Regions from separate parts of the Homo sapiens genome. Here region 1 is linked to region 2. The links are chromatin contacts, found by Hi-C or POLR2A ChIA-PET in ENCODE. All regions are on one chromosome and are shown on one strand. Each heading gives the region's core, a stretch centred on a gene start or an enhancer-like site at or near the end of the contact. The rest is flanking DNA. Distances are from core to core; before and after follow the strand shown.

What was found. A loop is a pair of places that touch in the nucleus more often than their neighbours do. ChIA-PET counts read pairs that join two places held with the same protein, here RNA polymerase II (POLR2A). Pooled maps may share reads with other maps.
Region 1: a loop to region 2 is called in a pooled map, with 4 times the contacts of the local background. The contact joins two enhancer-like sites. A Hi-C loop is called at or near these places in 1 of 37 single-sample maps with no recorded cell type and 3 of 50 pooled maps. POLR2A ChIA-PET finds 5 or more read pairs at or near these places in 1 of 52 experiments (AG04449).

What each region holds. Positions count from the first base shown.
Region 1 is chr10:3,622,327-3,625,530 of GRCh38, reverse strand. The region is part of intron 1 of LOC105376360 (a long non-coding RNA gene); the gene reads right to left. Among named protein-coding and RNA genes, the nearest start is that of LINC02669, 120 kb to the right of the region's middle. Within about 2 kb of position 1,595, at least 7 of the 41 ENCODE cell types and tissues checked have a DNase peak (open chromatin) inside an H3K27ac peak, as active enhancers do.
Region 2 is chr10:4,343,285-4,346,350 of GRCh38, reverse strand. No RefSeq gene overlaps it. Among named protein-coding and RNA genes, the nearest start is that of LINC00703, 39 kb to the left of the region's middle. RefSeq lists an enhancer at 1,073-2,272. Within about 2 kb of position 1,715, at least 20 of the 41 ENCODE cell types and tissues checked have a DNase peak (open chromatin) inside an H3K27ac peak, as active enhancers do.

The DNA.
Region 1 (3,204 bases), core at 346-2,845, 720 kb after region 2:
CCTTCCTTCTCCCATGCTGCCAAAATCAAAGAAAGAAAAAAAAAGTCTTATAATTTAAAAAAGGTCTCGATGAGTAAAATATTTAGCGTGATGGAAAACTCAAAGTAAGTTTTCTTAAAAATAAAATAAGACATTTTTGTTCTAAGAAGATTTGGAAGGTCCTGAAATACCCAGTAATTAAAATTACTCAGAGAGAATTACATAATCTAACAGATGCAATTTTTATATCTGTGCTTCATTAATCTAGTGTTCCTTGAGCACACACTACCACATTACCGTTTGCTGAGGACACATTTCAAGCTGTCAAAGATTAATTAGGTAAATCATCACTAGTATTTTAGGATAATAATTTGTTTTCTTTACACTCTTCTTAGGTAGCTAAATGATAATCTCCATTGGTCTTTTTCACAACACTCTGGGCTAAGTTTTTTTTTTATTTTTTAATGTAAGCCTAGTGCTCTGGAATAATTACCAGGACTTCTCAAGATGCCTGCTTTTCCTACAGCTGACTTGCAACAATTTATAGAAACTTACAAATAAGCTACATACCAGGGAAAGCTCTGTGCCCAACACACCAAAGCATCAAATAAGCTTAGTACCAGTGAGACTCTGAGCCCAATATACCAAAAAGTACCGAGTCTGGCTTCAAAAAGTGTAACATCTCAAATCAGTGCCTGGAGTATTGAAAGACATTGTTTTTTAATTTTGTGATTTTAAAAAACTTTTCCCCTGAATGCTAGGGAATTGATCTGAGAATCATCATCTCAATGCATTTCCTGAGGAATTCTTTGGGAGCAGGAATTTGTCAGACTTTAATGCAAATGGGCAGTGCCTGCAAGTTCTTGCCCCTTATTTATTATTCGCTTTAGTATAATGTCGATGTTCAGAGTGTGCTTTGGTAGGAATTTGGTGGCATTTCCTCCATGCCTCAGTGTGTTAGTCAAAGCCCCACGGCTTTTCAAACCACGTCAGATCCTCCACTTGCACGTCGTCTTGTGCAAAACCTGTTTCCCTCTTACTCAGTGGTTCAGCCTGTTCCCATTCTACAGCTCTTACAGCGAGTTCCAAAAACTAGTTTCTCAACGCAGATAGAATGGAAAAGAGCAGCAACAATAAAGATTTATCATTAAGGACTGTGATGGAAGTTTACTTCATCTCCACTTAAACAAACAAAATAGTAAACCAATTGATTTGGTAAATCAAGCCATTGATTCTTATCATCAAATAAATCTTTATTGTCTTAATTACCTAATATCACTTGTATCATTGTGAATTTGCAATTTTAGCTCTGCTGTATAGAACATGATACTGCTGCCAAAACGCTTTACACAGTAATTCAGTGAAAGAGCGTTCACAAAGCATGTTTTCAAAGTATTCTTTATGGATTCTTCTAAGAGTGAAATTCATGTTTATGGAATTATATGGTCTCTCATAAACTTTTCCCTCCTTCCTCTATTTATAGTGGACAAATTTTGCCAAGCCTGGGTCAAGAACTATGTCAAATATTCGAACGATGTTGCAGTGTTGAATTCCTCAACACAGACCAGCTCCTCGGCTTTGGTTTCGTAACGGTTGTGTCCTCATGAATTGAAGGTTTATGCTTCTATTTTGAACCAATCTGTTAGACTCATTAGCATTCTCGTTCACTTGCCCTACATAGCTGGAGCTGTTTCCCTCTTTAGGTGTGAGAGCAACAGCTGTGGAAAATATTCAAATTATACTGGTGACCTTGTTAACAAGGAACTTGCGAGCACATTTGCCTCCACTGGAACTGTAATTTATAAAAATATAATTTAGCCACAGAGCTAGTAAAATGGGTTAACAATTATTTTTATTGTGTAGGCCATTTCGTTGTTTCTTTCCATATTTGTTATTGAAATTACAGTAATAAGAACAAAGCATTTTACCATTCTCATTACATGCCACACAACCCGAGCAGTGATTTAAAGAAAAAAAAAATTGAGTGCAGGATGTGATGTTAGCAGGGAGCACCTCTGCGATGCTGACATCCTCCTGGCACTCTTTCTGACTCATTATCCAGTTCCCTGATTTATCTAGAAACCTTGCACCAAGTTAAAAATATTTTGGTTTAGATATAACTGATATTGTCTCCTTCTGGCTCAGAAACTTCCCACCAGTCCTTTTTTGCCTTTTGAAAAGCAGATGAACCCTGTGTGGCTTTGGAGGTTTCCTGCAATGTAGTTCCACCAGCTGGTGCAGCCATTGCCTCTGTACAAGAGCTCCTGGGCTCTGACAAACAGAGTGACTGCTGCTCCCCCTAGCACCAGCCTTTCCGGGCCATCTGGCCTCAGATACTGGCATTGCTCATCCTTGGGGATCTCTTCTCCTTCTAATGACCATCCCACTTGAAGGATCATCTGAAGGCCAACTCCTGCATTAAGAGTTTCCCCATGCCCTCCCACATAACTCCATCTGTGCCCCACTGAAGGCACATTCATTATGCACCTCATTTCATCTGAACTCTCTGGTAGTCCCTTTTTATACTTCTCTTGTGATTCAGGTTTCATAACTCTTGAGGGCAAAGACTCTTTTACTCATCTGTCCCTTTACTCTGTAAGCTAGGTCCACAATAAATGTTCATTAACTTAAATTCTAAAACTTCATTTTGTTGGATAAAGAATAACCACAGAATGGAGACAAAAAATCTCACTTGCAGAATATGGTATTTTCTCTGTTCACCAGAAGTGTATTGCTCCAAATGCACTGAGAGTGTTGGAGGTTAGGACTGACAACATTTTTCCAAAAGCACAGCACAGATGGGCTCAAAAAGCAAAATAGGAGACCAGCAATCTATTCACAGAGCACTTTCACCTTGGACTTCTTAGAACTCTTGACTGCCACCCACTGCTTTCCGTTGTTAAATTACCCTTTTCAGCTACAGTCATTCATTGCTTAATGTTGGGGACATGTTCTGGGAAATGTGCTATTAGGTGATTTTGTCATTGTGTGAACATCATAGAGTGTCCTTACACACATGTAGATGGCATAGCCTACTATACGCCTAGGCTGTATGATGTAGCCTGTGCCCCTAGGCTGCAAACCTGGATGGCATATGACTGTGCTGAATACTGTAGGCAATTGGAACACAATGGTATTGGTGTATCTAAACATACTAAACACGTAAAAGATACAGTAAAAATATGGTATTAGAATCTTATGGGACTACCATAGAATATGCGGTCC
Region 2 (3,066 bases), core at 466-2,965:
ATTTCTTCTTTTCACCCTGACAGAAACATGAAAACTATGATCAAAGTTTTCACTGAAGGGTCCCATGTAATGTTCTGTGCTTTGTTTTTCAGCAAAAGACTGCTTTATAGTAGTTTGAATTTAGGTTAACATTTGAGATCTGGTTTTCTTTCTTGGCTGAGGTAGTTCAGCTCTCCTTTGTTTGTTTAAAAGGAAACATCAACTTTCCAATTTACTCTCTAAAATTGGTTTTTGTAGTTCCCTGCTGGACTGGAAAGGCACCATCTGTTTTAATAATACTGAAGTGAAAGGGGGAAAGTTTGTGAAATGGAAGTCAACTGGGAGTGCTCTTAGTCATCACAGCTCCACTTGGAGAAGAATCCACTGTTAAGTTCATGAATTTACGTTAAACCCTGGTCAACCCAGGTAGTGTAACAATCAACACAGACTTCCATGTTCTGGCAAGGGACAGTCAGTGAGAAAATTTTACATACTGGCAAACCAGCAGCAAAAATAATCAAAATATCAGGCAGGGAAGAAAAAAAAAAACGTAAACATGTACGAAGAAAACTTCAGCTGTGAAAGAAATACGATATTTAAGTTGACTAAAATCTTTCCTTTTTCCTTTAATTCATAAACTTCACCATTTTTGCCCCTCCCTCCCTCACTGCCTTCCTTCCTTCCTTCCTTTCTTTCTTCCTTCCTCCCTTCCTTCTTCCTTTCTTTCTTTTTTTGGACATTTACATATTATTAGATTTGTTCAGGTTTTGATCATTACTGGAAGATGAGAAATTCTTGCCTCCAAGCCCAAATAATGCTAACCCTTATTCTCTGGACATTTGACAGCAGAATTTCCTTATCCTGACACTGAAACAAAGATTCTATTTCTCAGCATTGAAAGGTCTGCCTACAACTCATCTGTTCATTGGTTGATGGATGGACTGATTTGTTCTTACCTGGAACTGATTATTTAGTAACTAAACTACACACATACAAACACACACACACAACAAATGCACATACATACAAACAAAAATTAAAAAACCACACACACTTAAACACATACAACACACATGCATACATAACACACACAAATATACACACACGTATCTGGGAGGTCCCAACCTTCCAGGGGGAAACTGTCTCATGCTGCTTAAAGCTTCCACAGGCCGCACCTGCTGTTCCAATTTGCCCCTCTCTCCAGTGGTTTGAAAGGTAAGCTGCAAATAAATGAGCACTATGTATAGCTGACCTTGCTTAGAGTGGCATTTTAATGCATTTGACTACACCTGCCTCTAATTTCAGTGTTGATATTTTAATGCAATCCAACAAATTTCTAGGAGTGAATTTGCAAAATTTAAGCAAGTATTGCAAGATGAGCTGGGAACAAGCAGGTGCTCTTCTGTAAAAATATACATGGGGCCGCTGCCGGCACTGATTTCCTTAGCATGTTATCAAATGCCCTGCTGTAGCAACAGTCTTTTTCTGTTTTCTTCTGATGCTTAACTGGAGGATGATTCAATCGTAGACCAAGAAACCGTGGTTGAATTACAACATTCAAAACAGCCCGTGTGTAATGGCTCAGAGCTCCTCTGGATGGATCTTGCATCTCTAAGCTAAATGCAAGTTCACAGATTCCTAAAAATACCCCCTGATGTGAGTCATCCTGTTCCAAAGAGCTCTGAAGAATGTTTTCCACAGAAGTGGCGAGGCACAGCCCCAGGGTGTGGAGCTCTCGTCTGAGTTATGTAGGCAACTTGCGTCAGCCACATACTATGTTATAGTCTCCATATTCCCTGGCGCTGAGCGTGGATAGCTGGAATGATCTGTTGAAATACAAACCTCTGCAGCAGCTTCAACTCTGCCTCCCATGCAACTTCCCCAAACAAAATGGATCTGTGTCAAAGGAGAGGTGCGCAGGTCACTCAAGGTGTGCTTTCTATCAAAGGGTTTTTTTCAAGAAAGAAACCCAAAGCCAGAAATAAACATGGTAGCCTTGGGCTTTAAGGAAAAAACAAAACAGACAAACAAACAGACAAAAAAAAAACCTGTCTTTCTTAAAGCTTCCCCATTTTCAGACTCTCACACTGAAAGTTGAGAGATAGTTTTGCCTCCTCCGTGAGGTGGGTGGAGGGTGCTGTGAGAGAGGGAATCTCAAGCTGGCCCAGATCAGCTGTGGAATAGATGCACTGAGAAGATGCTGAGGTTTCCACATAGATGCCCCCTTCTGTCACAAGTGCAGACTCTGAAGACGCAGTTGGCCTGGGCCCCATTGCTCTGCTGTCTCCAGGAGTCATTAGTGGCACTTTATCAGAGGATCCTGGATGAAAGGAGAAATCAAATCATTTTCTAAGAGTGGGACTTCAGGCATGTGAGCCTGTGTTTTAAGAGAGAATAACTCTTTTAATGCTCCGGAAACTGCACAGCTGGAAGACTGCGGCTCAATGTACACATGTGGATAGCACAGTTGCCTTGGGTCTTTCTTCAAAATAATAGGATATAAATTATACACGAGGAAAACAAGAGAGGGTTGGTGCTGATTATCAGCTTGGACAATCAATCATACACTTTAAATTTGAAAATAAAATATTTAGGGGCACATGGCTTCATTGACTCTAATAAAAGTGTTTTATCCTCTGATTCTCACAGAAAATCTCTAGAATCTTGCTCTTTTAAGAATTCATTATTCCCTTGTTTCCAAATAGGAGCTTACCAACTATACAATAATTTTTTAAAAACAATTTAAAAGTCATATGTAATTTAGAAATTTGTCAGATTACTACCTCGTAGTCTAAGCAGCAGTTACAAGGTTATCTAGAGACTGTTTCAGAATCTTTAGTTTTTGAGCCCTATTAAAAGAAACATATTCCTTACTTTATAAAGACATAAATGGTCAAGCAATTTTAAAAAGCAACCAACTAATACTTTATTAAAATTCATACAAAAATTTACCATCTTAACCATTTAATTTGAACAACTCAGAGCCATGTAGTACAAGCACAGTGCCGCACCAATGTCATCACTCTCTGGTTCCTGAATGTTTTCATCCCTCCGGAAGGAAACCCCACACACATTAAGCTGTCACTC